Linked DNA regions of Homo sapiens: region 1 is linked to region 2. A link is an interaction called in ENCODE POLR2A ChIA-PET data of the cell type or tissue named here. Cell type or tissue: A673. All regions are shown on one strand. Each heading gives the region's core, and the rest is flanking DNA. Links, peaks and the distances in the headings are about the cores only.

What was found. Peaks named below come from ENCODE experiments on the same cell type or tissue, not always from the same donor. Only the 100,000 strongest peaks of a DNase experiment are listed, where the experiment ranks them.
Region 1: POLR2A ChIA-PET joins it to region 2 with 10 read pairs; 2 of 35 experiments call an interaction of 5 or more read pairs at or near these places.

What each region holds. Positions count from the first base shown.
Region 1 is chr19:2,544,724-2,561,615 of GRCh38, forward strand. It overlaps GNG7 (G protein subunit gamma 7), which reads right to left. Exons shown (of 5, transcript NM_052847.3): 3 at 10,426-10,465. Among named protein-coding and RNA genes, the nearest start is that of GADD45B, 77 kb to the left of the region's middle. RefSeq lists enhancers at 1-125, 126-944, 340-389, 470-519, 1,053-1,192 and 3 more. In A673, for the core only: no CTCF peak of the experiment used is centred there; DNase peaks (open chromatin) are centred at 5,238, 8,268 and 10,298; H3K4me3 peaks cover 680 bases; H3K27ac peaks cover 2,702 bases.
Region 2 is chr19:2,305,414-2,320,183 of GRCh38, forward strand. It overlaps LINGO3 (leucine rich repeat and Ig domain containing 3), which reads right to left and starts at 2,741. Exons shown (of 2, transcript NM_001101391.3): 1 at 2,663-2,741. RefSeq lists enhancers at 10,631-10,690, 10,881-10,970. In A673, for the core only: a CTCF peak has its summit at 10,703 (motif pointing left); no DNase peak of the experiment used is centred there.

The DNA.
Region 1 (16,892 bases), core at 3,864-11,863, 240 kb after region 2:
CAGCCCCGCCAGGAAACCCTGGGCGATGCCTGAGACATCTGTGGTTGTCGGGGTTGGGGGAGCTCCTGGCATGGAGTGGGTGGAGGCCAGGGGCGCTGCTCAGCAACCGTAAGTGCCCAGCACAGCCTCACCCCAGAGAAGGATCTTACCCCACTGTCCACAGTGCTGAGGGAGAAGACCCTGAGTTAATTATTTGGGGAAAATGGGGTTCAATCCCTACCCACACTAGAATAAGCTCCCAACGGGATGGATGGTGTGAACCAGGGGGACCCCCAACTCCTGGGATTCACCTCCTCTCTCCCTCCCAGCTCGGTGTGGATTTCATTGTGTGCAGCCTCCTGGGACCTCAGCACAGCAGAGGATCATGGGACGCAGAGTCTCTTGGGGGTCCGTGGAATCCCCTATCCCTGGGGGTTTCACCTAGAGGTAATTCCGTCCCCCAGGGGACCCTGGGCGCTGTCTGGCGACATCTGTGGTTGTCGTAACTGGGGGGTGCTCCTGGCATGGAGTGGGTGGAGGCCAGGGATACTGCTCAGCACCCTGCAGTGCCCAGGACAGGCCCACCTCAGAGAACAATCTGGCCGCCATGTCTACAGTGCCTAGGGGACCCTGGTTTAGACTCTGCAGAAAGGTGCACACATAGGCCGGGCACGGTGGCTTATGCCTGTATTTCCAGCACTTTGGGAGACCGAGGCGGGCGGATCACTTGACGTCAGGGGTTCGAGACCAGCCTGGTCAACATAGTGAAACCCCATCTCTACTAAAAAAAAAATCAAAATTAGCTGGGCATGGTAGCGCATGCCTGTAATCCCAGCTACTCAGGAGGCTGAGGCAGGAGAATTGCCTGAACCTGGGAGGCAGAGGTTGCAGTGAGCCAAGATTGCGCCACTATACTCCAGCCTAAGCAACAAGAGCGAAACTGTCTTAAAAAAAAAAAAAAAAAAAAAAGGCCAGGTGCAGTGGCTCATGCCTGTAATACCAGCACTTTGGGAGGCTGAGGTGGGTGGATCACCTGAGATCAGGAGTTTGAGACCAGCCTGGCCAACACGGTGAAACCCCCTCTCTACTAAAAATACAAAAAAATTAGCCGTGAGTGGTGGTGGGCACCTGTAATGCCACTACTCAGGAGTCTGAGGCAGGAGAATTGCTTGAACCCGGGAGGTAAAGGTTGCGGTGAGCCAAAATCGCGCCACTGCACTCCAGCCTGGGCAACGGAGCGAGACTCTGCCTCAAAAACAAAACAAAACAAAACAAAACAAACAAACGAAAAAGAAAGGTGCACACAGCTTCCAGAGCGGACACAGGGCATCAGGGTGAGAAGGCACAGGGCAACGATCAGGCGTTGATGTGTCCCCTGGCAGCTGGGATGCAGGCCCCCCACGGCCTGCCATGTTCTCACCAGGACGCCAAAGAGGGGACCCACGCAGAGCCCGGGGAGCCCGACTGAAATGGAAACTTCAATACAAGAGACAGGTCTGAGACTGGCCACACCTGCTGCCCGCTCCACAGAACCCCAGGGCCCCCTCAGCAACCAGGGTCTGCATGCAGAGACCCTGCACCCAGCGTGGGCACCCACCCTGCACCTGCAGCCTCTCCAGGGCCAGGTCGCCCAGCAGGGCCTGGGAGGGCGGCTGTGTGTGGGGCCTTCCGTGCCAGCTCTGACCGTTGGTGGCTCTGTGACCTCAAGGCAGGGCCGTGGGGCCCAGGGCTGCGGGCGGGAGGGCCTCTGCCACATGGAAGGGAGGGCCGCACTGGCTGGAAAATAGTGCCTTGTGACTGTCCCTGTCAGTGTGGGCCCTTTGCTCTCAGGCTAAATCGGTCCCCGGGGCAGCTATATTTAGAAGGGGCTAAAGAGAGGGAATGAATGAGGTGCCCACGAGAAAGTGAAAAATAGACCAGCGGGGCAGGTCCCGCCGCTGCCTTCAGCCGGAGCTTGGAGCCTAAGAATGAGCCGGCTTGTTCAGACAAAGAGGCCGCGACGACAGAGGGTGACGCGCCGCCAGTGTGGGTTTGGTCGCCGCGGTGACGGGAGCAGGAGAAAAGAAAAGCTGCTCTCTGTCCACCCGGCGGTGGGGTCGGCGGGGGCGGGGGATGACCACGGTCATGTGAGAGTTTGCAAGCCCGGGAACCGGGGCCGGGCCAGGACACTGAACCCCGTGGCTCCTGTCACTCCAGTTCTGGGCTTCCCGGCTGAGGAAATGCTGTCACCCTGGCCCCGGGCCAGGGCAAGGGGCAGCGCCGGCCTCGTGACGGTGGTGCTCGGGAGCTGAAGGGCAGGAGGGTTAGGAAGAGAACAGAGGGCAGTACCGGGCCTTCCCACCTCAGCACAGGTGGGTCTTTCTCCACGCATGCCCCCCCCCCAGAAAACTCCTACACATCCTGCAAAGCCCCACCGATGTCATCCCCTCTGAGAAGCCCCTGATTGCAACCATCTATGCACAGCCAGGCTGCACTAAAACCCCTTCTCCGCACACTGGCAGCTCCCTGGACGTTCGTTGTGTCCTGTGACATTGTGGCTGCTGCACACGACCCATGTTTCTCATCTCACAGCTCTGGGCTCAGAGTCCAACATGGGCCTCACTGGTTTAAAATCAAGGCACAGGCAGGGCTGGTCCCTCCTGGAGGCTCCAGGGGAGAATCTCTTTCCCGCCTTTCGCCTAGAGGTGCCCGTATCCCTCGGCTCGGGACCCTTCCTCCCCCTTCACAGACACAGCACAGCCTCTTCAGTCTCTCTCTGACTCTCACCCTCCTGCCTCCTCTCGTGAGGATCCTGTGAGGTCACTGCGCCCCCCCACCCCGGATCATCCACGGTGGTGCTCTCATGACTCAGGTGGTCCTTCACTCAATCCCACCTGCAGAGTCCCTTTTTCCATGTGTGGTGACACAGCCACAGCTCCCAGGGATTAGGACATGGATGTCTTTGAGGCCTTTGTTCTGCCAACCCCAGCACATCCCAGACACTGGGTACCAAAGATGCCACTTGGATGGAAGGGGCTGGAGGCCATGGTGCAGGGAGTTCACAAAGGGTGTTACTTCCTGGAACCCACTCTGTTCCCAGGGCCGATCTCCTTCCCAGGACAGAGGCTCCCAGGCCCAGGCAGCCCTCGGATGTGAAGTGCCTGCCCCACCTCCATCCATAGCAGGTGCTGCTGCTGTGCATGGGCACACGTGGCCTGGTAGGCCCACCCCTCTGGGCTCTGCAGCAGGGGCCGGCCCGTCCGGGCACACACATGGCCAAGGATGGACCTCGAGCCTGGGGTTCTCTGCTGTGGCCCGTGGGCTCCAGGTCACATCATCAGAATGGCTAGAGGTCACCAGTATCATGTGTGACATCTCCAGGGCCACCCCACTCCAGCCCTGGTGTTGTTAGAAAGTCCCGGAAAACTACAGGCCCAGGGAGCTTCTCCCTGAGGGCTAGGGATCATTACGGATGTTTTCATGTTAACAATGGAAAACAAAAATCAAAAAACAAAAACCAGGTATGGTGGCTCACGCCTGTAATCCCAGCACTTTGGGAGGCCGAGGAGGGCGGATTGCCTGAGCTCAGGAGTTCGAGACCAGCCTGGGCAACGTGGTGAAACCTGGTCTCTACTAAAATACAAAAGAAATTTGCTGGGTGTGGTGGCGGGCGCCTGTAATCCCAGCTACTCGGGAGGCTAAGGCAGGAGAATGCCGTGAACTCGGGAGGCGGAGGTTGCAGTGGGTTGAGATCGCGCCATTGCACTCCAGCCCGGGCGACAGAGCGAGGCTCTGTCTGGAAAAAAAAAAAAAAAAAAAAAACCTAGCCAGGCCCAGTGGCTCACACCTGTAATCCCAGCACTTTGGGTGGCTGAGGTGTGTGGCTCACTTGAGGTCAGGAGTTCGATACCAGCCTGGCCAACGTGGTGAAACCCCATCTCTACTAAAAATACAAAAATTAGCCGGGCCTGGTGGCGCTCGTCTGAAATTCCAGCTACTCGGGAGGCTGAGGCAGAAGAATCGCTTGAACCCACGTGGCGGAGGTCGCAGTGAGCCAAGATCGTGCCACTACACTCCAGCCTGGGTGCAGAGCGAGACTCTGTCTCAAAAAACAAAACACAACAAAACAAACAAACAAACAGCGACAACCCCCTCTCAAGAATAATCTGACCCTAATGTCAGAGATGCTGATACCCAGAGACCCTGGTCGAAGGGATGTTCCAGCCAGGAGCGGCTTTCTCGTGAACTGTGCATGTTGTTTGCATCCCGACAGGTTCAAGTGACAAAGCTGGGCAGGCTGAGGCCACCAAAGGGTTTCCTGGGTCCCTGTTCCTGCCACACACCTTGAATCCTCAATGCCAAGGCAACTGCAAACCCGAGGGACCCCAGGGGGGACACTAGGTCTGGACATGAAGGTTTGGCAGCAAACTGTCAGGACCCCCGGAGAGAACCCTGACTCCTGTGCCAACCCAACTGTGTCTGGCTCAACGCTCGACGCTCAAACACAGCAAACGGCAAGAAGGCAAGTCCAGGATATACGTTTTGGCAAAAATGGCAGCCGTGGGGGTGGAGGTGGAGGAGGACATGCACGGAGGGCTTAAACAGGGCTGTGTTTTTTTTTTTTTCTTTTAGATGGAGTCTCACTCTGTCACCCAGGTTGGAGTGCAGTGGCGGATCTCGGCTCACTGCAAACTCCACCCCCTGGGTTCAAGCAATTCTCTGCCTCAGCCTCCTGAGTAGCTGAGATTACAGGCGCCCGCCACCGCACCCGGCTAATTTTTGTATTTTTAGTAGAGACGGGGTTTCACTATCTTGGCCAGGCTGGTCTTGAACTCCTGACCTTGTGATCCACGTGTCTCGGCCTCCCAAAGTGCTGGGATGACAGACGTGAGCCACCGCACTGGCCGGGGCTGTGTTTTCATCTGGAGGTTTGCACGGGGCCGGGGCATTGTAAGGCTAAGCATGGGAATTTCAGTCTCTCCCCCAGAACCTTCTGGAGAGACACCACTGCAGCTACCACCGCTGCAGCTACCAGGCACCAGCTGACCAGGAGGGAGGAAACACAAGGCTGCTGTGTCTGGGGTCAGCCAGCAGGCCGGGGGTGAGGGCGGGGGTGACAGGGGAGCCAGCACACTTGTTGTGCACAAAGTTCCTTGTGACAGTGAGTTCGTCTTGGCCTCTGTCCCAAGATGAGGTTTTGATGACACGCATGGAATTTCTAACAATGAAATGGAGTGTGTGGTTTTGCTCACGCTTACATCCCCTTTTCTTGTCTATCCAAATTCCATTACGCCTTTTCTTGCTAATGCAGAAACACGGCCAAATCCTGGGCTGCCCCAGGAAGTGCCGAGGCCTCTTTCCGCTCTCAGTGGAAAAGGGAAATGTGGCTGCCTTGGGTCTGGGGTGCCCTGATTCTCAGAATCCCTGTGGGATGGGGAAAGAGTGTTTGGGTTGAGACTGGCTCACAGGAAGTGGGTAGAATGCAGCAGAAGGAGCGGCTGGGAGGCACTCTCTCATCCAGCCCCCGTGGCGACCCTCCTTGCTGGCTTATTTTGAGACGGAGTCTTGCTCTGTCGCCGAGGCTGGAGTGCAGTGGCGCAATCTCGGCTCACTGCAACCTCCGCCTCCCGGGTTCAAGCGATTCTCCTGCCTCAGCCTCCTGAGTAGCTGGTAGCTGGGATTACAGGCATCCAACACCAAGCCCGGCTAATTTTTTTATTTTTTGGTAGAGTCGCGGTTTCACCATGTTGTTCAGGCTGGCCTTGAACTCCTGACCTCAAGTGATCTCCGCCCACCTCAGCCTCCCAAAGTGCTGCGATTACAGGCAGGAGCCACCGCTCCCGGCCACCTCTGCTCACCTCCTCACCAAGCCCCAGCTTCTGTGACTGTCCCCCAGGGAGAGTGACCATGGCCCTGCTGGGCTCTGAGGGGCTTGTGCAGATGAGCAGGTGGCCTACACAGCCTGAGGGACCACCAGCTGCTCTGTGGCAAGTCTCGTGACTCCAATCCCGCTCTGCCTCTGGCCAGCCCCCGGGCCTTGCCACATCTTTTGGTTGCCGAGCCTCAGTTTCCCCACCTATAAAATGGGGACAATGAGCCCTGCTCCCCAGGGATCCTAGGAGAACTAAAGGAATTGGAGCAGTGGACCTGGCCTGCAGGGGGCACGGGAGAGGTATCTGCTGAGTCGCTGAGTAGGGGGAGCTGAGGATCAGGGAGGCGTCAGTGGTGGGGATGGCCCGGCTGCTGGGAACAGGGCCAGGGGACTTAGCCAGGGCCCGACGAGAGCTGCCTGATGTCATTGCTGGAGCCTCTTGTCATCCCTCCCAGCAGATGCTGCAGCATAGGGACCTAATCCCCACGGCACGTGGCCACATGGCTGGCAGCTTGAGCTTGCGGCCTGGAGACACCTGAGCCTTGCCCAGGCAGCTCCGTGCCACCTGCCGTCCAGCCACGCTGCCATCAGCCAGCACTTGTGTGTCCCAGAGGACGGGGCTCAGGGCAGGCTCCAGGGACCTCACCCTGGCCGTTTGACCTCCAGCAAAGGAGGTCTGGTCTCCCGGTCAGAAAACAGGAGAGAGGGCAGGGACTTCTCCATGGAGAATATATTCATGGAGAAGGACGTAAAAGGATCCAGACCAGACACCACGGGCACATGCGACCCCTCGGCCATCGGCCAGGTTTTAAATCATCACTGTCTTCGTCGTCATCCTGAGTGTCATTTGTGTGGGGGCCGGGACTAGGGTGAGGCCATGCGGCACTCACCTTGGGGGCAAAATCTAGGGAACGCCAAAAAGCCCTGCCGTGCTGGTAAATTATATTTTCATACAATCTTTTATTATTTATATAAAAATATATTTATATGTATTTATTAATATATATTTATCTATTATCTATAATATATAAATATGCATTTATAAATATATAAACAAATATATATTTATAAATATATAAAAACACATATACATATTTATAAATAAAATATATATTTAAAAAATATATATATATACACACACATATTTTGAGACAGAGTCTCGCTCTGGCCCCCAGGCTGGAGTGCAACGGCACGATCTCAGCTCACTGCAACCTCTGCCTCCCGGGCTCAAGTGAGTTTTCTGCCTCAGCCTCCCAAGTAGCTGGGATTACAGGCATGCGTCACCACGCCCGGCTAATTTTTTTTATTTTCAGTAGAGATGGGGTTTTGCCATGTTGGCCAGTCTGGTCTCGAGCTTCTGACCTCAGGCGATCCACCCACCTTGACCTCCCAAAGTGCTGGGATTACAGGCGTGAGCCACGGCGCCTGACTGCTTGTGTGTTCACAGCTGCCCCCCAACGCTTGCATTCCCGCCTGAGCTCCGCCTCCTGTCCCATCAGCAGTGGCATCAGATTCTCATAGAAGCGTGAACCCAATTGTGAACTGTGCATGTAAGGGATCTTGGTTGCACGCTCCTTATGAGAATCTAATGCCTAATGGCCTCGACTGGCCAACATGATAAAACCCCATCTCTACTAAAAAATACAAAAAATCAGCCGGAAATTGCTTGAACCCAGGAGGCGGAGTTTGCAGTAAGCTAAGATCATGCCACTGCACTCCAGACTGGGCAACAGAGAGAGACTCTGTCTCAAAACAAGCAAACAGAAATAATCTAATGCCTGATGATCTGTCACTGTCTCCCATCACCTCCAGATGGGACCATCTAGTTTTTATTTGTTTGTTTGTTATTGAGACAGAGTCTCGCTCTGTTGCCGAGGCTGGAGTACAATGGTGCGATCTCGGCTCACTACAACCTCCGCCTCCCGGGTTCAAGCGATTCTCCTACCTCAGCCTCCCAAGTAGCTGGGACTACAGGTGCCCACCACCACGCCTGGCTAATTTTTGTATTTTTAGTAGAGATGAGGTTTCATCTTGTTGGTCAGGCTAGTCTCGAACTCCTGACCTCAAGTGATCCACCCGCCTCAGCCTCCCAAAATGCTGGGGTTATAGGCGTGAGCCACCACACCCAGCCCAGGGACCATCTAGTTGCAGGAAACAAGCTCCGGGCTCCCAGTGATCCCACATTATGGTGAGTTGTGGAATTATTTTATTATATATTACAATGTCATAATAACAGAAACAAAGTGCACAAAAAAAGTAATGCGTTTGAATCGTCCCCAAACCATCCTCCCGGCTCCACCCCCCCCACCTCCCCACTGTCTGTGGAAAAACTGTCTTCCACGAATCCACTCCCTGGGGCCAAAAAGGTTGAGGACTGCTGCCTTAAGGAACCAGAAAAGGAAGAACGAAGGCAGCCCCAAGCCAGCAGGAGGAAGGAAATTGTAAAGATCAGAGCAGCGATAAACGAGACAGAGATGAGAAAAACTGGCGAGTCGACGAAACCAAAAGTTGGTTCTTTGAAAAGAGCTAGGTGATTGACAAACCTCTAGCGGGGCTGACCAAAAGCAAAACCAAAAAAAAAAAAAAAAAGAGGAAATAAGATGCAGATAACTACACGCAGAAACGAAAGGAGGACATTACTACCAACTGTATGGAAATAAAAGGCATTATCAGAGAACACGGTAGCATTATGAACCAGTGTGTGACATCCAATTAGGTAATCTACACGAAATGGACAAATTCCTAGAAAAACGCGAATGAAACAGATCAGCGATGGTTTCAGGTTCAGCTCACATCTCTTAGATACTGACATGCCAGCATGGTGCTGAGCATATATATATATACATATATATATGTAATATACATTTTATATGCAATATATATGTTATATATTATATGCAATATATTATGTTATATATTATATACTATATATTATATTTTATATGTACATCTCATTACATATATGTACACATTACATGTAACATCACATTACATATATGTAATATCACATGTAATAAATCATATCACATACACGCACATATTACATGCAATATATCATACTACATACATGCACACGTTACATGTAATATGTTATATTACATACATGCACACGTTACATGTAATATGTTATATTACACACATGTGCACATTACATATAATATATTACATATATGTACATATTACATGCAATATATTACATATATGCACATATTGCATGTAATGTTATATCACACACATGTACGTATCATGTGTAATATATCACATACATGTACATATTATATGTAATATTGCATACATGTACATATTATATGTAACATTGCATACATGTACATATTCTATGTAATATTACATACATGTGCATATTGCATGTAATATATTGTATGTAATATATTATATGTAATATATATTACACATATGTATATATTATATGTAATATATATTACACATATGTATATATTATATGTATATATGTATACACAGTGGCGTGCACCTATAGTCCCAGCTACTCAGGAGGCTGAGGCAAAGGGATTGCTTGAACCCAGGAGTTCAAGATTGCAGTGAGCTATGATATAATAGTATATTATAGCAGTGAACTATAATATATTATATATAATATATAATATATATATTTTTTTCTTTTCTTTAGAGACCTGGTCTCACTCTGTTGCCCAGCGTGGAGTCCCATGGTGCAATCACAATCACAGCTCACAGTAGCCTCCACCTCCTGGGCTCAAGTGATCCTTCTGCCTCAGCCTCCCAAAATGCTAGGATGACAGGCACGTGCCACCACACTGGGTATATTTTTTAAGAGACCGGGTCTCACTCTGTCACCTAGGCTGGAGTACAGTGGTGCAATCATAGCTCACTGCAACCCCGAACTCCTGGGTTCAAGCAATCCTCTTGCCTCAGCCTCCTGAGTAGCTGGGACTACAGGCGCACGCCACTGTGTATACATATATATAGGTATATGTGTGTATAAAATATATATGCTATATATATATATATATTTTTTTTTTTTTGAGACAGAGTCTCACTCTGTTGCCCAGGCTGGTGTACGGTGGCATGATCTTAGCTCACTGCAACCTCCATCTCCCAGGTTCAAGCGATTCTCCTGCCTCAGCTTCCAGAGTAGCTGGGATTACAGGCACCTGCCACCATGCCCTGCTAATTTTTGTACTTTTGGTAGAGACGGGGTTTCGCTGTGTTGGTCAGCCTGGTCTCAAACACCTGACCTCAGGTGACCCACCTGCCTCAGCCTCCCAAAGTGCTGGGATTACAGGCGTGAGCCACTGCACCTGGCTATTTTTATATTTTTGTATCTATATGCTTGTTTAATCTTTGCAACCTTCCTGCAAAACGGAGAACGTCATCTCCACTGCAGACAGTTGACGCGAACCCACCCAAACGGGGCAGAGCTGGTAAAAGGGGATCTGGGATTTGAACTCAGGTTTCCTGGCTCTGAGCCCGGAGCCCTTTTATGGGATGACTCAACCTCCCAAAGTGTCAGGCACACATAAAAGACTGGGGCTTGTTTGTTCCTTTTTCTAAAAAACAAGAGATTCCAACCTCATGAAGTAAGAGAAAATGCCACATACCTTTTTTAGTTTTCCCAGGAATCACAGCTTGCTGTACACCCTGTTTAAAAAAGGAGAGAGAAAGAGAAAAGCATGGTTACATATTTTTTACTTACAAGGAACTCACAGAGCTACCTCCAGCTTTTATCGGAGAACGACGTTGCTGTCCCCAAAAATGAGGCATGGGAATTCGAAAGGGCCGTGCCCTCCGGAGAAAACGGGGGCAGAATCCACTTTATTCTTTACCACCGATCCGTGCGGAGAAGACCTGGATGCTTCTCTTGCTGGACAACAGGGCAAATTATCTTCCAGAAACTTGTGTTATTCCATTTCAGAACAAGGAAGCCCCAACCCCACAGTCAAAGTCCAGTCCATCAGACACACCAGTGCAAGAAAAACAAAATACCCAGGCACGGCGCCTTCCCATGGAATACTTCGGTGTTTTTCCATCTCTGATTTCTACTTTTATGTAAGCCACGTGCCGGGCAAAGGGAGAGGTGGAAAGTGGAAACTGGGGACAAACCAATTAACCCCGAATGGAGGAAGTGACAGGTATACGGGGGGCAGGAAGGCCGGGGGTCTCATGTGAGCCGCCCAGGGCCAGGAGGTCAATAGGAAGGAAAGAACGTCTCCAGGCCCCGGTGATTGGTCTCCGGGGGTCGGGGCGGTTGGGGCCTTTGGAGCTGCGGTTTTCCATGGAACGGAATCCTCTGTTCCAAGCCGGACCCTGCACAGGGCCAGGCCCCGTATCCGTCTCCAATGCACAGTGCACGGATCGCGAGGGGGGGCCCACGGCCGTCTCCAATGCACAGTGCACGGATCGCGAGGGGGGCCCACGGGGACCACCTTCCGTGGTCTTTCCTGACTCCCACTAAGGTCTGGAGGGAGATCCAGGCAGCGATCTGCCCCCTCCAGCTTCGCGGCAGCCTCCTATTTCGTGGACAAGGAGGCCCGAGGCAGGCAAAGGCCCCTGCCTTGCGGAGCGTCTACACCGGCCGAGGTCATGGGGCCGGGACTTGCGCACAATGAACCCAGATGCCAGGTTCTGTGTCTCCCGGTTAGGCCACCACTGCTCTGCTGCTGAGCCGGCAGCCCCACTTGGAGAAGCCAGGAGCTGCACCACTGTCAGCTCTAGGGGAGGCCCCGTCCTGCCTAGCGGGGCTCACCCTGCAGTGGGCTTGCCCGGCGAGGTCAGCAGACGCCCCTGCACCGGGCCCAACCCAGGCCCAGCTTCCTGAGCTGCTCGAGGCCGGGCTGGGCCGGGTTCACGTGGCCAAGGCTGTTTCCCTCCTGCCCTGAAGGGCCCCTGTGGTCTCTGAAGCCGGCCAGGCCCCTCTTCCGTCACAAACATTTGCTATTTCCACAAACCAATGGGTTTTTTTCCACCGACACAAAGAAGAGCCACATGGCTGCTGCTCCTGGGCTGGAGTCCGGGCCACCCACACACGACACTTTCTCAGCAGCCCTGCGCCCCGGGGCTGCATTGGAGGCCAAGGAAGCTGAGGTCGGCGGGAAGCCTCCTCACCTTGCAGCCCAGCTGGGGAGGCCGAGTCCCGGCTTTCCCAGAGGCTCCCGGGTCTCAGCTGCAGGAAGGCGGTGACTGAGGTCACCTTCTCCTAAGCCAGGGTCTCTCCTCCCACCCAGCAATACGGACACCAGCGCCGGATTGTTCTCCGGGGCGGGAGCATCCTGGGCTCTGCAGGGTGGTGAGCTGCGTCCCTGGCATCCACCTGCTCCGTGCCAGGAGCACCCCCCAGATGTGTTGGCCACAAATGTCCCCAGACACTGCCCCGGGTCCCCTGGGGGGCAGAATCACTCCGTGTGAGATCCCTAACCTCTTAGTGACCTAGAGACATCCAGGGGGGCTGCCTCCCCTCCCACCTCTACACACACACACGCACACACAGACACACGCACACTCACACACATATGCACGCACACAGACACACGCACACACGTGCACACAGGAATACTCAGACACACGCACACACGTACACACGTGTACTGCACACTCACGCACATGCACACAAAGACACGCGCACACACGTACACACAAGACACGTGCACACACATTTGCATGCACACACAGACACACATGCACACACAGACGCACATGTGCACACACACGTGCACACACATTTGCACACACAGACACGTGCACACACAGAGGTGCACATACACGCACAGACACACATGTGCACACAGACACACACATGTGCACACACACAGACACACACACACGTGCACGCACACATGCACGCAGGAGCGAGCGCCTCCACCCAGCCCTGCATCTGAAGCAAGGTCCTGCTAGTAAACATGCACAGACTCAAGAAACGAGGGGCTGCAGGACTTTTCCTCCTCCTGCCCAAAGGCACCTGCACTCACAAAAGACTCAGAGGCTCCGCCTGGCCGGGTCAGCGAATGGAGTTGTAGCACCGTTTCAGGACCGTGATAGAGAAAGACGGGAAGTTAGACTTCTGACCCATCACAAACTCTGAGTCAAAGTGCGATGTGCCCAGGCCAGCCCGGTGTGACCTCAGCTCCTGATCCATAAAATCAGGACAGTGACCGAGGATGCTGGGGCCACCTCACCTGCAGCCCCGGGTCAGCCTCAGAACCCACAGGACTTTGACCCTGCCCCAGGCCATGGTCCTTGACCAGGGAACCACAGCTCCTTATTCTGATGGGGTGACTCGGTGCATTTCTCTCTCAGGCTTACTTTTTTTCTCTTTGAGACAGAGTCTCACTCTGTCGCCCAGGCTGGACTGCAGTAGTGCGATCTCGGCTCACTGCAACCTCTGCCTCCTGGGTACAAGCGACTCTCCTGCCTCAGCCTCTCAAGTAGCTGGGACTACAGGCACGGGCCACCAGGCCTGGGTAATTTTTTGTGTTTTTAGTAGAGAGGGGGTTTCACCGTGTTAGCCAGGATGGCCTTGATCTCCTGACCTCGTGATCCGCCCACCTCGGCCTCCGAAAGTGCTGGGATTACAGGCGTGAGCCACCGCGCCCGGCCTCTCAGGCTTACTTTTAGGTGGCTGGAAATACTGCTTTTCATGTGCACACTGTATTATTTTCATCATCCTTGCCACAGATGGGCACCGTGTTTTTTTGTTTTTGTTTTTGTTTTTTTTTTGAGATAGGGTCTGTTACCCAGGCTGGAGTGCAATGGCGTGATCACAGCTCACTGCAGCCTCAACCTCCTGGGCTCAAGCGATCCTCCCTCCTCAGCCTCCTGAGTAGCTGAGACTACAGCCACATGCCACCACACCCAGCTAATTTTTATTCCTGTAGAGATGGGGTTTTGCCATGTTGCCCAGGCTGGTCTCAAACTCCTGGGCCCAAGCGATCCTCCCACCTTGGCCTCCTAAAGTGCTGGATGACAGGTGTGTGCCACTGCACCCGGCCAGCAAAAATGGGTTTAAAGGCAGATGATCAAACCATGTTGTAGAACCTCAATTTTTAAAAATAAGAGAGTGTGTGTAGATGTCTGGGGAAAGGATAAAGTGCTGGGATTGTGGATGATTTTCCTCTCCTTATGTGATTCTCAGATTCTGTAAAATGAAGTTATATAACTTTCTTTCCTCTTCTTTCTTTCTTTCTCTTTTCTTTCTTCCTTCCTTTCCTTCTCTTTCTTTCTTTTTTCTTTCTTTCTTCTCTCTCTTTCCTTTTTATTTATTTATTATTTTTTTTGGGACAGGTGTCATTTTGTCACCCAGGATGGAGTGCAATGGCGCGATCTCTGCTCACTGCAACCTCTGCCTCCTGGGCTCAAGCAATTCTCCTGCCTCAGACTCCCAAGTAGCTGGCATTACAGGCATGCACCACCACTCTTGGCTAATTTTTGTATTTTCAGTAGAGACGGGGTTTCACCAACATGGCCAGGCTGGTCTCAAACTCCTGACCTCATGTGATCCACCCACCTTGGCCCCCCCAAAGTGCTGGGATTATAAGCGTGAGCCATCGCGCCCAGCCAGTTATATTCCTTTCATAGTCACAAAGAATATATATATATACACACACACACATATATATACATATACATATATATCCACAGTTGATTAGATTCTCATTATTTGTGGTAGTTCTGTTCTGTGAAGTCACCACAAAAACTGAGTTTGCGAACACAAATCATTACTCCTAGAGAACATTTTTGTAGGGGTAGTTTCCTTTGAGTTTCAGGAAACTTTCCTTTATCTGATCAATACATGACCTGTTCTGTGTGTCTTTTTTTTTTTTTTTTTGGAGACAGGGTCTCGCTCTGTTGCCCAGGCTGGAGTGCAATGGTGCAATCTCAGCTCACTGCAGCCTCAGTCTCCTGGGCTCAAGTGATTCTACTGCCTTGGCCTCCAGAGTAGCTGGGATTACAGGCACCCACCACCATGTCCGGCTAATTTTTTTTTCTCTCAAGATGGAGTTTGGCTCTTGTTGCCCAGGCTGGAGTACAATGGTGGATGTCGGCTCACTGCAACCTCCGCCTCCTGGGTTCAAGCGATTCTCCTGCCTCAGCCTCCCGAGTAGCTGGGATTACAGGCATGCACCGCCATGCCCAGCTAATTTTGCATTTTTAGTAGAGACAGGGTTTCTCCATGTTGGTCAGACTGGTCTCGATCTCTTGACCTCGTGATCCGCCTGCCTCAGCCTCCCAAAGTGCTGGGATTACAGGCGTGAGCCACCGTGCCTGGCTCAAAGGTGTCTTCTTGAATGCCTATCGATGATGTGAGTGTTGAATAGGGCAGCTGCTCTCTCAGTCCTGCCTGAGCAAAGCTTTTCTCACCTACCAGTTCCTCCACGAGGCCCTGAGGGACACGAGAAGGGGCCTCAGCACGATGCCTGGGGCCACTGCAAACAGCAAAATCACCAAAAAGAGCACAAAAACGCAAACCCCGAGGCTCTCGCTAGACAGTAATGAGGGCGTGGTCCACCTAGGAGGGGAAACGGGGAGGCGGAGCGTGGCCTGGGCTCAGGGAACGCACGTCCATGACTCTAATTTCTTGTCTCTCTCTGCGTGTCCAAGGATAAGAGGGAAAGTACCCCAGGCATTGATTTGGGGTTCACAAATACACACCAAGCCGGCGAATTCGCAAATACGGACTCCGTGAATGACAAAGGGGACTACAGTACAAACCCAGCCTGTCCCTCGCGCCCCTAGTGTGCTGAGGGCCTGGCCGTGGCAGGAAGGAAGGGACCGCCTCAGACCCCACATCACCCCATCCCCCAGGTCTGTCTCCCACCGGCCCCCAGGGTCGATTCTCAGGAGAGGAGGTCCGACCTGCTTTAGGGGGCCCAAGCAGGACCCCTTACCTCCACATCTTATTTCTGTGTCCCACCCAGCCCTTCCCTTGAGGCAGTGATTCTCACCTGGGAGTGGCCCTGCTCCCAGGGGACCCTGGGCGGTGGCTGGGGACATTGTGGTTATCCAGACTTGGGGGTGCTCCTGGCATGGGGTAGGCGGACGCTGCGGTGCCCAGGACGGCCCTGCTCCAGAGAAGGATCCAGCCCCGATGTCCACAGGGCCTGGGGGGACCCTGAATTCATTATTTGGAAAAAAGCTGGGCGCGGTGGCTCACGCCTGTCATCCCAGCACTTTGGGAGGCCGAGGTGGGTGGATCACTTGATGTCAGGAGTTCGAGACCAGCCTGACCAACATGGGTAGACCCCGTCTCTACTAAAAATACAAAAATTAGCCAGGCGTGGTGGTGGGTGCCTGTAATCCCAGGTACTCAGGAGGCTGAGGCAGGAGAACTGCCTGAACCTGGGAGGCGGATGTTGCAGTGAGCCGAGATCGTACCATTGCACTCCAGCCTGGGCGACAGAAGGAGACTGTTTCAAAAAAAAAAAAAAAAAAATTATTTGGGAAAACAGTTGAATGCAATTTCTGCTCACAGTAGGCATCAGAATAAGCTCCCGATGGGGCAGACGGTGTGTAAACCAGAGGGATCCCAGCTCCTGGGACTCACCTCCTCTCTCCCTCCCCCATTCAAGGTGTGGATTGCAATGTGTGCAGCCTCCTGGGACCTCAGCAGGGCAGAGGATCATGGGACGCAGAGTCTCTTGGGGGTCCGTGGAATCCCATAACCCAGGGGGGCTCAACCAGGATGATTCTGCTCCCAGGGGATGCTGGGCCATGTCTGGGGACATCTGTGGCTGTCACGACTGGGGGTGCTCCTGGAATGGAGTGGGTGGAGGCCAGGGACGCTGTTCAGCACCCTGCAGTGCCCAGGTTGGCCCAACCCCAGAGAATGACCCAGGCCCCAATATCCACGGTGCCCTGGGGAGACCCTGGTTAGGTCCTGTCACAGTTTTGGTGTCAGCACCACTGCCCTTCTGTGCCCAGGAGGGGCCCTGTCCTCCCCTTGTCCCTTCCTCTCTGCACCCTGGCCTGGGTCTTTGACCCTCCCAGCTCTTAGCACTCTTGGACACACAATCCCCACAAGAGCCTCTCTCAGAAAGATAGAAATGACACTGGTTGGCCGGGCGCAGTGGCTCAT
Region 2 (14,770 bases), core at 5,270-13,269:
GAGTGGCCGGGGTCCCTCCCTAGAACAGAGGTGGCCCTACCCTCTTGGTGCCTGGTGGTGTGGGCAGCTCCTTCCCTCAGCTCCTGGCTAAGCCCCCGGCCCTTCCAATCCGCCTCCTCTATTCTGAGCAGGGCTCTTCCCCTCCCTCTTGCAAGGTTACCTCAAACACATCCCCCTCCAGTCCCCGCCCAGGGCAAGGGATGCTGACATCTCCCTTGGGAAAGGCCCTCCTAGAGGCCGGCCAAACCCAGAGGGGGCAGGAGTGAGAAGTGTGGTAGCGGTCCCCTCTGTTTCCAGGCCCACAGTGACCTCCATCTCCCTCCCTCTGCCCCCCACCACAACCAGGGCGGTGGGAGTAAGGGGAGTGTGCTCTGGATGCCCCGTTTGAGCTTCTAAGACGGATATGGGAGGAGGGGGCCCAGCCCCTCACAGCACGTGGCCCTCCAAGGTCTGCTTTTGGGGACACGCTGCCAGTCCCCCAGGACCCCTGCATCCTCTGCCCTAGATCCAGGCCCTCCCGGGGCTTCATCCATGACAATTCATTAAGCCCTAATTAGCTTCCATCTGCTGTTAGTCCCCGTCAACCCCTCGAGGGGCTGGGGGCCTCCCGACCCACTTTCCTTCCCAGCCTGTACACGGGGGGCCGTGGACTGCCCTCTGCAGGCAGGGCCTCTGGATCTGGAACCAGTTTTGGAGCACCCACTGTCTACACCGGCCACTTCACCCACTAGCCCAGCCCTGACTAGGGGGAATAATAAAGTTCGTTTTGGAGAGAAGGAGACTGAGGGTCAGAGTGGGCCCCAGCTCACTGCACAACTTAGCTGCAGACAGTCAGCATTTGAACCTGGATCTGACGCCAGCTCCTACCCACAAAATCCCAGCTCCCCACTAGAGGGTGAAGGGCGCTCTTTGGAGGCCCGAGATTGACATGTGGTGGTGGGCGGCTTGATGGGGCCCACCCGGGGCCAACTTTGCTCGCAGAGTTCTTCAAGAGGCTCTACCTGGTGACGAGGTAGTGACTCAGGGGGCGCCGGGGAATGACAGTGCTGTGGGAAGAGACATCAAACTGCCTTCTATTCCCACTCAGCAAGGCACCTTCAGGTCCCGGCTTACCCTGGGGGTGGACGGCTGAGGCTGAGGGAGGCCAGGCAGGGCTGCTGCCGTAACCATCGTGACCTGAGCATCTGTTTTATGGTGGCACCACACTGCAGCCGAGGTGGGCAGCATCTCATTTAATCCCATGTGGGGTGGATCTGAGAGAGGGGACGTCATTTGCCGGAAGTCACCGGTGAAGACCAGACAGGCAGGGCAGGGAAGGCTGAGTTGAACCCTCCTAAGCCCCCATCCCACCGCCCGGCTGCCCCCTTCCTGCCACCCCACATCATCGAGATGGGGACAGGAGCTGGGTCTACAGGGGAAGCCCGTGGGTTCTTCCCACTCAGATCCTGTCTCCGACGATGGCTGCTGCTTCGGCTCAGAGAACAGCCAGGGTAAGGCCATGCCGCGGCAGCCCACCCCACACCAGCCTCCTGATAAAGCCAGCACCACCCTCCCTGAACCTGTTTCCAGCCTGCGTCCTCCACCTGACCACTCACACCTCACACCTTCTGCATCCTCTCCAGGCCACTTCCAGGGAGCCCTCCTGGGTTGCTCTGGTTCTCACAGCTCTGTTGTCCCTGAAGGCTCCCCCCAGCCAAGCCCCAGATCGTCCCTCTGCAAATACCACTGCACAGCAGACGCCCGCTCCCCACCCCCGCCGGAGCAAGGGTGTCTGCAGCCTCGCTGCGTCCATGGTTTAGCCAGGGACCGCTTGCTAAAATGCAGCTTCTGGGGCACATCGCCTCAGAAGTTCTGACTCCTCAGAACTGGGGGGGCCGGGACACCGGCACCGTTAGCGCCCCAAGCACACGTTGAGAAACCCAGTTACATGGTGGTCTCCAGCGTAAGGACCCGGGGCTTTTCTTGTGCCCGGACCAAGGCACGAGGTGCTGCTCCCCTAAACTTGTTGAATGGGACTCAGGGCCTCCCCTGGCCAGGCCCCAGAGGCCCGGGAGGTGGCGGCACCCACTCAGGGTGCCCAGGCCCACCATTTCTGGTGCTATTCAGACGCCCCCAGAGCAGGGGGACTCAGCCCTATGCCCCCAGGTCCCTCCCCGCCAGGCCGGGCCGTCAGCTCCAGCGATGGAGCAGGCTCCGGTGTGGACCCCAGATACCCTTTGCGTCTTCCAGCTCCGCACCCCCAGGCTGGACCAGACCCGGCTCGGGGGAGACAGGGCAGGAAGGCGCGGGCTGCAGGCTCTATTCGGACGTTCCCCACACCCCAGACCCAACCAGTGCCCCCTTCATCTCCTCCTGGAGAGGAGCGCATCCTCCCAGCGTCCCCAGTGCCCCGGGGAGATGCCCACCCGATTCCCCGCTCCTTGGCGCCCCAGAGGAGGGGCGGGGGGCCCCAGGGTGGGGAGTTCGCCCCCAAAGTTTCCAGGGGGAGCGTCGGGGGCCTGGCAAGGAGCGATGAGCCCGGGAGGGGTGCGCGGGGCAATTTCCCCCGGCTGAGGATGGGGTCGCGGGTTGGGGGCTTTGGGCGGCAGGGTCGCAGGGTGCAGGTGAGGGGTCCCCAGGTCTGCGGGCGCGCCCCACGCCGGGCCCCGGCACGGCCACTCACCTGGGCGGCTCCGCCGCGGACACGGCGCGGGCTGCGGCGCGGGGGCCGCCCGGAGCCGACACGAGCAGCCGCCGCCGCCGCCGCCGCCGCCGCCGCCGCCTCCCGGGCTCCGCCGTGCGCGCCGCCGCCGCGCGCAACCGCCCGCCGGTCTCCTCGGCGCGCCTGGCGGGGGCGCGCGGGGGCTGCGCTGGGCCGCGTGCGCGGCGGCTGGGGCCGCAGGTGTGAGAGGCCACGTGGGCGCAGGTGCGGGGACACTGGGAGCGCGGGTGCAGAACCCCTCCGTGCGCATCCCGGGCGCTTCGTGTCCGAGGACCTCCTGTCCCCACGGCCTGGGTGAGCCTGCGGAGACGGCCGTGCCGTGCAATAAACGCAGGGGCACCCCAAGTGCAGCAGGTTGTTCCGTGTGGAACCTTCTGGAAGCTACCATCGCCTCCTCTGCCCCCCGTCCCCCACCCCTAGTCCAGGCCGCCACCATCTGCACCTGGACATCTGCCACAGCCCAGCCCAGGCCCATTCCTTATGTGGCCCTCAGAGGAAGCCCCTCAGAGGAAGCTTAGCCACTGGGCTCCAGAACCTGCCGTGATTCCCTATTGCCGTGAGGGTCCCGTCTGCACCCCACCTACCCTGGAATTTCTCTTTCTTTCGTTCTTTCTTTCTTTCTTTCTTTCTTTTTTTTTTTGAGATGGAGTCTTGCTCTGTTGCCCAGGCTGGAGTACAGCGGTGCCATCTTGGCTCACTGCAACCTCCGCCTCCTGGGTTCAAGCGATTCTCCTGCCTCAGCCTCCCAAGTAGCTGGGATTACAGGCACCCGCCACCACGCCCGGCTAATTTTTGTATTTTTATTAGAGACGGATTTTCAGCATGTTGGCCAGGCTGGTCTCAAACCCCTGACCTCGGGTGATCCACCCACCTCGGCCTCCCAAAGTGCTGGGATGACAGGTGTGAGCCACCGCCCGGCTGCCTGCACTGTTTGGTCTGCCGCACCACCTCCTTCCCCCTGGCCTGTCCTCACTCACTCTTTCCCGGGCTCCACCCCCTCAGCCTTCCTCAAACAGGCCAAGTCCCTCCAGTCCCAGGCCTTTGATCTTCGCTGTGCCCAGCTTGGACAGCCTTTCTCTCTGTCCCTCCATCGAGCAGCTTGGAGCCTCTCAGTTTGTCTAATGGGCTTGTTCCCCAATGTGCCTTCCGCCTAGCACACAGCAGCGCACACACCAAGTGCACTGCGAGTGCTCATGGAAAGTTTTTTACCTTTTTTTTTGTCTTTTTTTTTTTTTTTTTTTTTTGAAATGGAGTTTTGCTCTCGTCACCCATTCTGGAGTGCAGTGGTGCAATCTTGGCTCACTGCAACTTCCACCTCCCGGGTTCAGGCGATTCTCCTGTCTCAGTCTCCCAAGTAGCTGGGATTACAGGCGCCCATGACCATGCCTGGCTAATTTTTGTATTTTTAGGGGAGATAGAGTTTCACCATGTTGGCCAGGCTGGTCTCGAACTCCTGACCTCAGGTGATCCACCCGCCTCGGCCTCCCAAAGTGCTGGGATGACAGACGTGAGCTACTATGCCCGGCCCCTCACTGCATCTTCTAAAAGCCACATTTAGCCTCCCTGTCTCACAGATGAGCAAACCAAGGCTGGGAGATGCCATTTGTCCCAAGTGAGGGGTGAGAAGGAGGCCTCGGGAACCTGTGTGTGTAACCTTGCCCTGTCTGCCCCCTTCACCCACTCTGCAGTCCTCCCCACCAGCTGTGTATTCCCAGTGGCTTTGGCGGTGGCCTGGCACTCACGCAGCCACCTGTGACTCAAGCAGGCTCTGTTCCCAGACTGTCGCGTTGGCTGGAGGCCCAGAAACCGCATCCCTGGGAGGCTGCAGGCCAGGCCCCCCACAGGATGCTGTGGGGGGCGGGTATGGTTCAATTCCTGGCCCCAGAGAGGTCCAGAAGGACTTCATGACACCCCATGCTCTCCCCACCAAATGGCCCTGGGCTGCTGTGCTGTGTGACCCCAGTAGGGGAGGTCTCCTTCTCTCTCTGAACGTGTTTCTTTCTCTGTAAAGTGATGCTCCTGATAGCTGGCTCTCAGGGCTCTTGGAGGAAGGTGTTCATTGAGCACCTACTGTATACCAGGCCAAGGGCTGGAGGGAGGAGGAGGAGACGCTTCCAGCCTCAAGGGGGATTTCTTCGGACAGAGGGAGCAGATGCCTGAAATATGAAATCGTCACAAAGCGGCGTGGAAGAGGCAGTAGTGACACCGGGTCCCGGACCGAAGCCAGGGGCCAGGGAGGCTTCCCGGAGGAGGAGACACTTGCTATGAGTCCTGGAGGGTGAGGGATGCCAGCTGGGGTCCAGTCGAGGCCCTGCCTGTGTAACCGTGGGGGATGTCCCTCTAGCCTCGGTCTCCACCTCTGCAAAATGGAGATCGGAACAGTTCCCATCTTCTCCCGGGGCTGCAGAGACTCTGCAGTGGTTCTGCCCGGTTTGTGGCCAGTGCTCCCGAGCCCTTGGGGGTGGAGATTGGGCCAGGCTCCTACTGCAGGGCCTGAGCACGGGCTGCTCCCTCTGCCTAGAACGCCCTTCCCCCAGACCTCTGCCCGCCCCTTTCCCCCTCTTCACTCGCGTCTCCACCCCGACCTTCCATCTCTCCCTGCGTGGCACATGCCTGCTAAGATGTCCAGTAATTTGCTGATGGGTCCAGTGCAAGCTCTACCCTCTCTTCTTTTTTTTTTTTTTTTTTGAGATGGAGTCTCACCCTGTCGGTTGCCCAGGCTGGAGTGCAGTGGCGCGATCTCGGCTCACTGCAAGCCCCACCGCCCGGGTTCACGCCATTCTCCTGACTCAGCCTCCCGAGTAGCTGGGACCACAGGCACCCGCCACCAGGCCCGGCTAATTTTTTTTTGTATTTTTAGTAGAGACAGGGTTTCACCATGTTAGCCAGGATGGTGTCAATCTCCTGACCTCATGATCGGCCCGCCTCAGCCTCCCAAAGTGCTGGGATTACAGGCGTGAGCCACCGAGCCCGGCCCCAGCCTTTTTTAAGACAGGGTTTCGCTCTGTCACCCAGGCTGGAGTGCAGTGGCGCAGTCATAGCTCACTGCAGCCTTGAACCCCCTGGGCTCAAGTGATCCTCCTACCCCAGCCTCCCGAGAAGCTGGGACTGCAAGTGAGTGGCAACACACCTGGCTAATTTTTTTATTTTTTGTAGAGATGGGGTCTCACTAAGTTGCCCAGGCTGGTCTTGAACTCCTGGCCTAATGTGATCTTCTCTTCTTGGCCTCCCCAAGTGCTAGTATTACGGGTGTGAGCCACTGTGCCCAGCCCAGTCTTGTAATATTATGTGTCCATTTACTCCTCCCCAAAATGATGAGGGATTAGTTTTTATTATTATTTTTTAAGAGACAGGGTCTCATTCTGTCACCCAGGCTGGAGTGCAGTGGTGTGATCATGGCTCACTGCAGCCTGGAACTCCTGGGCTGAAGTGGTCCTCCTGCCTCAGCCTCCCAAGTAGCTGGGACTACAGGCATGTGCCACCACACCTGGCTTTTTTAAATTAGCTTTTTTTATATCTTGTGAGACAGAGTTTCACTCTGTTTGCCCAGGCTGGAGTGCAGCGGTGCAAATCTTGGCTCACTGCAACCTCCACCTCCTGGGTTCAAGCAATTCTCCTGCCTCAGCCTCCCGAGTAGCTGAGACTACAGGCGCATGCCACCAGGCTCATTAAATTTTTGTATTTTTAGTAGAGATGGGGTTTCTCCATGTTGGCCAGGCTGGACTAGAACTCCTGACCTCAAGTGATCCGCTCACCTCGGCCCCCCAATGTGCTGGGATTACAGGCATGAGCCACTGAGCCTGGGTCAGATTAACTTTTTTTTTTTTTTTTTTTTTTTGAGACGGAGTCTCACTCTATCGCCCAGGCTGGAGTGCAGTGGCGCGATCTCAGCTCACTGCAAGCTCCGCCTCCCGGGTTCACGCCATTCTCCTGCCTCAGCCTTCCAAGTAGCTGGGACCACAGGCGCCTGCCACCACGCCCAGCTAATTTTTTTGTATTTTTAGTAGAGACGGGGTTTCGCCATGTTAGCCAGGATGGTCTCAATCTCCTGACCTCGTGATCTGCCCGCCTTGGCTTCCCAAAGTGCTGGGATCACCGGCGTGAGCCACGGTGCCCGGCCCCCAGATTAACTTTTAATTAACAGGGTCTTGCTATTTTGCCCAGGCTGGAGTGCAGTGGTGCAATCATAGCTCACTGCAGTCCTGAACTGGCCTCAAGTGATCCTCCCATCTCAGCCTCCCAAAGTGCTGGGATTACATGTGTGAGCCACTGTGCCTGGCCTGGATTCATTATTATTCCCACTTTACAGATGAGAATTTGGGGACTCAGAGAGGTTAGGTCACTAGCCTCAGGTCACACAGCATCTGCCTGCTGAAGCTGGGGCTTGACCTCAGGCATCTGGAGCCCAAGGCTTCCAGGACTCTACACGTTTGCCTCTTAGCAGCCAAGGACTCTTTCCCCAGTTACAGAGGGTGGCCACTTGTCTGGGGCCACACGGGAGGCTCCCAGGCCACCTGCCCCCGCAGCCTCCCTCCCTGGGACATGACTGCCACTCCCGCCCGCATCTGGTCCCGTCCCTCACGCTGGAGAGAGCGAGCGAGAGGAGGAGGGCTTTTAATTTTAGAAATGGTTCCTGCTGCAGAAGAGTTCCTGCTGGTTTTCCCAGGCAGGAGAGCACAGGACAGGAGACCCCTCGGCCCCACCACGGCCGTCCCCAGAAGGATGCCCCCCTCTGCGGGCTGCTGCCTCCCTGCCCCCCAGCCTCTCCCACGGCTTCCCCATCTGGAGCCGCCCTCTCCGCCCAGGTGGTAAGTCTCCATGGCAACGTCCCATCACAGGTGGTCGTAACCTTAGCAACCAGGTGCTCCCACCCCACCGCCTGGGAGGCTCAAAGCCGCGCCTGCATCCCCCTCCCACGCTCTCCCTGCCCCCGCCCCCCGGGCAGCTCTCCAAGAGGAACCGAGGGAGATGCATCCTGCCAGGGATGCTGGGCCCAGAGACTTGAGGGACACCCCAAGATCACCCAGCAGCTGAGCTGCTGGGCCTGGGGTGCTCCACGGGACATCAAACCCACCTCCCTCGTCCTGCAGGATGCAAAAGAAACTGCACTTCTCGACATCGCCTGGGCTCCTACTAGGTGCTGCGTCCATGCCAGGCTCAGGCGCCGTCCCTGCCCTCAGGAGGCTTCCACTCAGGACAAGGGGTGGGGAGACACTGACCGAGGACAGGAAGGGGACAATGGCCGGGCGTAGTGGCTCGTGCCTGGAATCCCAGCACTTTGGGAGGGAGAGGCAGGAGGATCGCTTGAGCTCAGGAGTCTGGGCAACATAGCGAGACCCTCATCTCTTTAAAAAAAAAATTATCTGGACATGGTGTTGCATGCCTGTAGCCCCAGCTACTCAGGAGGCTGAGGTGGGAGGATCGCTTGAGGCTAGGAGGAGGAGATTGCAGTGAGCCAGGATCTCACCACTGCATTCCATTCTGGGCGACTGAGCAAGACCCTGTCTCAAAAAATATATATGCATATTGGCCAAGTGCGCTGGCTCACACCAGTAATCCCAGCACTTTGGGAGGCCAAGGCAGGTGGATCGGTTGACGTCAAGAGTTTGAGACCAGCTTGGCCAACACGATGAAAATACAAAAATTAGCTGTCCCCACAAATAAGTGACCCCCAGAGTAAGTTCTAGGTTTAGAATGAAATTTATCCATCTACTATTAAAAAAAAATTCTCTCAGCCAGGCGCAGTGGCCGAGAAAAAAAAAAAACACAACTCTCCTCTGATTTACATGGAAATTAATCACCCACATCAGATTCTGAAGGAAACTCTTGCTTATATTACTTTTTTTTTTTTTTGAGGCAGAGTCTCACTCTGTCGCCCAGGCTGGAGTGCAGTGGCGCGATCTCGGCTCATTGCAACCCCCGCCTCCTGGGTTCAAGCAATTCTCCTGCCTCAGCCTCCTGAGTAGCTAGGATTACAGGTGTGCACCAACACGCCCAGCTAATTTTTGTATTTTTAGTAGAGACGGGGTTTCACCATGTTGGCCAGGATGGTATCGAACTCCTGACGTCGTGATCTACCCTCCTCAGCCTTCCAAAGTGCTGAGATTACAGGCGTGAGCCACAGCGCCTGGCTTAACCTTTTATTATGGAAAATTTTATACACAAACAAAGGCTTAGAGAATCACGTAATGAACCCCCATAAAGCCATCCCCAAAGTGTGATGCATCTGGTTCCATAAGTCCCTCTCCACCCTCCCCAACAGACTATATCAAAGCAAATCCCAGACACGAAGTAATTTCATCCATAAATATTTGCATTTCTAAAATACAATGACTTAAAAAACACAGCCAACAATTCCATTATCATTTTTTAAGAAAATGGACAGTAATTCCTTAATATGCTCAAATATCCAGGCAGTGTCCAGTTTCCCTGACTGCCTTCTAAAATTTTTTCACACTTTGTTCAGCTCAGAATCCAAATAAGGTCCATTTACTGCAATTGGTTGATATGCCTGTCTCTTTCTCTCTCTCTCTCTCTCTCTCTCTTTTTTTTTTCCAGAGACAGGGTCTCGCTTTGTCACCCAGGCTGGAATGCAGTGGTGCAGTCATAGCTCACTGTAGCCTTCAACTCCCAGGCTCAGGTGACCCCCACCCCCGTCTCAGCCTCCTGAGTAGCCAGGACCACAGGTGCATGCCAGCATGCCCATTAATTTTTTCTTTTTTTGGTAGAAACAGGGTCTTGCCATGTTGCCCCGGCTGGTTTTGAACTCCTGGGTTTAAGTGATCCTCCTGCCTCAGCTTCCCAAAGTGCTGGGATTACAGGCATGAGCTGCTGAACCACTGTGCCTGGCCTTAGTTCTTCCTTTCTGCTGTTTGTCTTATATGTCATTTTCCTGTCTTATTGCACCGTGTGGCACCTCCAGTACAATGTTGAAAAGAACCAGTGGAACTGGACATCTTTCTTTTGTTTCTGGCCTTAGGGGGAGAGCACCCAGTCCTTCGCCATTGAGGATGACAGCTGTAGGGTTTTTATAGACATCTTTTATCTGGTTGAGGATATGCCATTCTATTCCTAGTTGCGTGTTTTTAATCTGCATGAATGCTGAATTTTGTCCAAGTGAGTGCTGAATTTTCTGCATCTACTGAGATGATCATATGGTTTTCCTCTCTTATGCTAATGTGGTTAATCACATTGATTCTTGGGTATTAAACCAACCTTGCATTCCTGGGATAAACCCCACTTGGTGGTCATGATGGAGAATCCCTTTTATAGACAGCTGGATTCAATTTGTTAATATTAAGGATTTGTGCATCGATATTCATGAGGGATATTGGCCTTTGATTTTCAGTAATGTGTTTTGGTTACGCTGGCCTCATAAAACACATTGGGAAGTGTTCCTTCCTCCTCTAGTTTCTGAAAGAGTTTGGGTAGGATTGGTGCTGTTTGTTCCTTAAAAGCTTCAGGATCAATTCTGTTGTTTTCCAGAGAAGGGGGTCTCTCTATGTTGCCCAGGCTGGCCTTGAACTCTTGGGCTCAAGCCATCCTCCTGCCTCGGCCTCCCAAAGCACTGGGATTTCAGGCGTGAGCCACCGTGCCTGGCCTGGGAACAATTCTGAAGGTAGAATTGTCAGCATTTGCTGATGGCTGGGATGTGGGAGGCAAGAGAAACAGCAGGGAAGGGCACCCGAGGGTGTAAGCCTGAATCATGGAGCTGTTTCCTTGGATGCAGAAAGCTGGAGCGGCACCTGGTGGAAGGAGCATTGGTTTGGGGTGTGCATTAATTTTGGGGCGCCTCTGGTGCTGGGGCAGAGATGAGGTCAGGGAAATGGAAGTCAGAAGCATTTTCAACAATGAAAGCGGAACCCACGGGCATCTCTGTCTCTGACTTCGTGCCCATTACCCCCAGCTTCCTGTTCCCTTACTGCTTCTGGTCTGTGTTCACTGGCCGGCGTGCAGAACTCTGTCTTCTGTCGGGCACTGGAACCCTAGCGGCCTCGGGCCCGTCATTCCTGGGTGAATCCTGACCCCTGCTGGCTCTGGTCAGCACGGTCGAGGCCAGCGTGGCCACGCAGTGGCGGTGGGGGGCGGGGGTCCACGGAGCTGAGTCCTGAAGGGAGGTAGAGAGTGTGAGACACTGGAGGCAGAAGGGCCCGGAGTTCATAGACAGACCTAGGCCTGCCCGGAAAGCCCCTGTCTAATGGGCAAGGCGGAGGAGCCCGGACTTATTCCTGTGGACAATGGGGGCTTTGGGGAGGCGCAGAGTGGGAGGGACCTGGTGAGATCCCAGGAGCTTGAGCCCTAGCCGTGGAGCTGGGACCCCCAGGACTGTCCTTTTTATTTTAAGACAGGGTCTCGCTCTGTCACCCAAGCTGCAGTGAGGTGGCGGAATCATAGATCACTGCAGCCTTGGCCTCCTAGGCTCAAGAGATCCTCCCACCTCCTCCTCCCTAAGTGCTGGGATTACAAGTGTGAGCCACAGTGCCTGGCCCCAGGGGTGTGCTAACCTCTCTCACCCTGGGCGGTCCCCAGGCTCAAACCAACAATTCCTGAACCCTAGGAGCTCTCCTCGTGGGCACAGCTTCTTCTGTTTACAAACCTTCTTCCCTTCATATCCATGTCCTTGTCTGGGTCCAGGCAGGAAATCGACACCCAGAAACAGGCGGTGATGGGCAGCAGGGGCCTCTGTGGCAGAAGGTCTCACGCTACACGGTACTGTCCGGGTCCTTGCACGGGTGTTCTGGAGGTGCAGGGAGGCCTCCCCTCGGTCGTTCAAGGCAGGAATGGATCTGCGGCGTGAGGCCGACGGTGACTTGCTTTCTCCCAGCTCCTGGGGCCACAGTGCGTTCATTCCCCTCCCCTCCCCTCCACTCCCCTCCCCTCCCTTCCCCTCTCCTCCACTCTCCTTTCCTCTCCTTTCCTTTCCTTCTTTTTTTGAGATGGAGTCTCACTCTGTCACCCAGGCTGGAGTGCAATGGCGTGATCTCAGCTCCTTGCAACCTCCATCTCCTGGGTTCAAGGGATTCTTCCGCCTCAGCCTCCTGAGTAGCTGGGATTACAGGCACCCGCTGCCACGCCCAGCTAATTTTTGTACTTTTAGTAGAGATGGGGTTTCGCTATGTTGGCCAGGCTGCTCTCCAACTCCTTACCTCAAGTGATCCGCCCGCCTCGGCCTCCCAAAGTGTTGGGATTACAGGCGTGAGCCACCGCACCCGGTCTCATTCCCTTTTCTCTTTGCCTCTTTTAGGCACTGGGACTTCATTTCTATGCCCACAAGATGCGGGTGGCTGGGAGCCCCATTGGCTTGGGGCAGAGGAAAGGCACGGTGGGGTAGATGGAGCGGCAGGCAGCCTACCTCCTACGCTAGGATTCTGGCTGTGTTACCCTGTGCAAGCTGCTTAACCTCTCTGGGCCTCAGCTGCCTCATCTGTGAACGGGAATGACAAAAGGACCCGCCTGAGGTCCTCCTTTGGGGGAGGGTTCCGTGAACCAGAGCTACCTTGGAGAAGGCAGTGGGGTCAGTGTCTGGGGCAGACGCCCCAGACTGACTATCAGTAACATCCAGCTCCCGTCCTCCTTCGGAACCTGCAGTGGGGTGGTACCCTGAGGATCTCTGGCTGGTCTGGGGGCAAGAAGGGCCCATCTGTCTTATCTACCAGGGCCTCCGCCAATGTCTCCCAGAGTGGGGCCTCCGAGGACAAGACTCGAGGGCTCTCGGCCAGCACTTGACCGCGGGCACAGGCAGCAAAGCTGGTTCCCGGGCCAACGGCCACGGCCCCGACATCGTGATCCGAGGGCTGCGCTGACCATGGGCAGGGAGTTGAAAGGGTGAGGTCTGGGCCAGGGGCAGGGGGCAGCCTGCAGTTGGCACGGCGGGCTGGCTGGCGGGACCTGCTGGGGCTGGGGCTTTATACGGGGCCAGGAGAGTGGAGGCCTGGGGGATCCAGTGTCTCGGGCCGGGCCGGCCGCCGTGTCCTCATTTCTCTCTCGGTTCCCTCTCTACGTCTCCGCCTCTGTTTCTGCCTCTCCCTATCTCTCTCCAAATCTCTCTGTGCCTTCTGGCTGTAACTGGGTTTTTCTTCTCTGACTCTTTGTAAAATATTAAATTTTCAATGTAATGTGGAATGTAAAATATTAAATTTCTCCTTTTAAAATATTAAAAGCAGGCCAGGTGCAGTGGTGCGCACCTGTCATCCCAGCACTTTGGGAAGCCAAGGTGGGAGGATTTCTTGAGCCCAGGAGGTCAAGGCTGCAGTGAGCTGTGCTCACACCACAGCACTCTGGCCTGGGCCACAGAGTGAGACCTTGTCTCTTAAAAATAAATACATAGATAAAATTAAAAGTGGCTTTGTAGTTGGCTGGAGGTCCTGGACTCCTCCAGCGTATCCTCTAGTGATGGGCAGCTGGGTTACTTCCAGTCTTTTCCGAGCAGGTCAGAGTGGCTCTCTGGGGTGGAAATGGTTGAGAGGAACAGGCTCATTCTGGTCTATTCTCTGGGGACTTCTGTCTGCCTCCCCAGGAAGTTGACCTCTCCCTCTCCCGGTCTGCACAGCCTTCTGTTTTTGTCTGTGGGCCTCATTTCAAAGCTTCGTGCCCTGGGCTGGGCATGGTGGCTCATGCCTGTAATCCCAGCACTTTGGGAGGCTGAGGCAGGAGGATCACCTGAGGTCAGGAGCTCGAGATCAGCCTGGCCAACATGGTGAAACCCCATTTCTACTAAAAATACATAGCCAGGCATGGTGGCGGGCACCTGTAATCCCAGCTACTTAGGAGGCTGAGGTGAGAGAATCACTTGAACCCAGGAGGCGGAGGTTGCAGTGAGCTGAGATCGTGCCACTACACTCCAGCCTGGGCAATAAAGTCAGACTCCATTGCAAAAAAAAAAAAAAAAAAAAAAAAAGCTTCGTGCTCTGAACTCTGTCCCCACATGACTGTGGCCGAGGGCCCAGCCACAGAGTGGATACTCAACACCTTTTTCAACACTTCAGAGAGAAGGAATTGGATTTCAGAGAGGTTGGGACACCTTCCCTAAGCCACACAGCATGTGGTGGGGGGAGCCTTGGGCTCAGGGCTTTGTGGCTGCAGAGGGCTTTGCAAAGTTCATCAGCTCACTAGGAGGTGACGGAGTGGGCAGAGAGCAGTCTACAGTGTGGGGGGCTGTTCTGAGGGGTGCAGCGGTGAGGCAGGCCTTGCTTCCTCTGCGGGAGAAACCGTGGGGCTGGAAAACGGGACTTCCTTCCTCTCCTGCCTCCCTGCCGTTCCTGGAGGTTCTAACGAGGCCAGTTAGCCTCTAAGGCCTTGACACGTTCTCCCACTGGGGGTTGAGGCCTCTGGGCCACTGGGACCCTGGGTTTCAGCCTTTGCATCTGGCTCAGACAGGGCAGGCAGGTGTGCCGCGTGGACAGCGTGTTGGTTTCCAGGCCGGTCAGCTCTGGTGTCAGGGTTGTGTTTCTCCATCACGTGACATCCTGATCCCCCACCTGTCAAATGGACGCAGGGAACTGGTCCCGGACAGCGAGGCTTGTAGGCTTGTGGGTTGAACGTCAGCAGTCCGGGCACACCTGAACTCTGTCTGTCCTTCGCTGGAGGCTGTGACCCCGCAGCTATCCCAGCAAACCCCCGCCATCCCCGGTGCGAGGCTGGAGGCTGGGGCTTGGGATGAGGTCTCGGCCGGTGGTGGCAGGGCTGGGCTAGGTGGCCGGGGCCGGGGAGGGATGAACAGCGGATGCAGGGGTTGGCCACGAGGTCCGATAACTAATTCCCCAGCCACAGGGGCTAGTGCCGCTGGGCCCCAGCAAAGCCAGTGTCTATGGGGCCCAGATACCCCTGCCGAGAAGCCAGCTGGTTCCACTTATTCGGAGGCAGCCAGGGAGCGTGAGCCCATCCAGACCCGAGGCTGAGCTCCGTCCTGTTCTGCTGCTATAGCTTCCTGGCAACCTGGACCACACGCTGCCTCGGTTTCCCGAGCTGGGGATGAAGGGGTTAGCGGCCAGGATGACCCTCTCACGCTCAGGTCATAAGGGACAGCCTATCCTCTCTCAACCCGAGTGATGAATCAGACAGGCCCTGCCC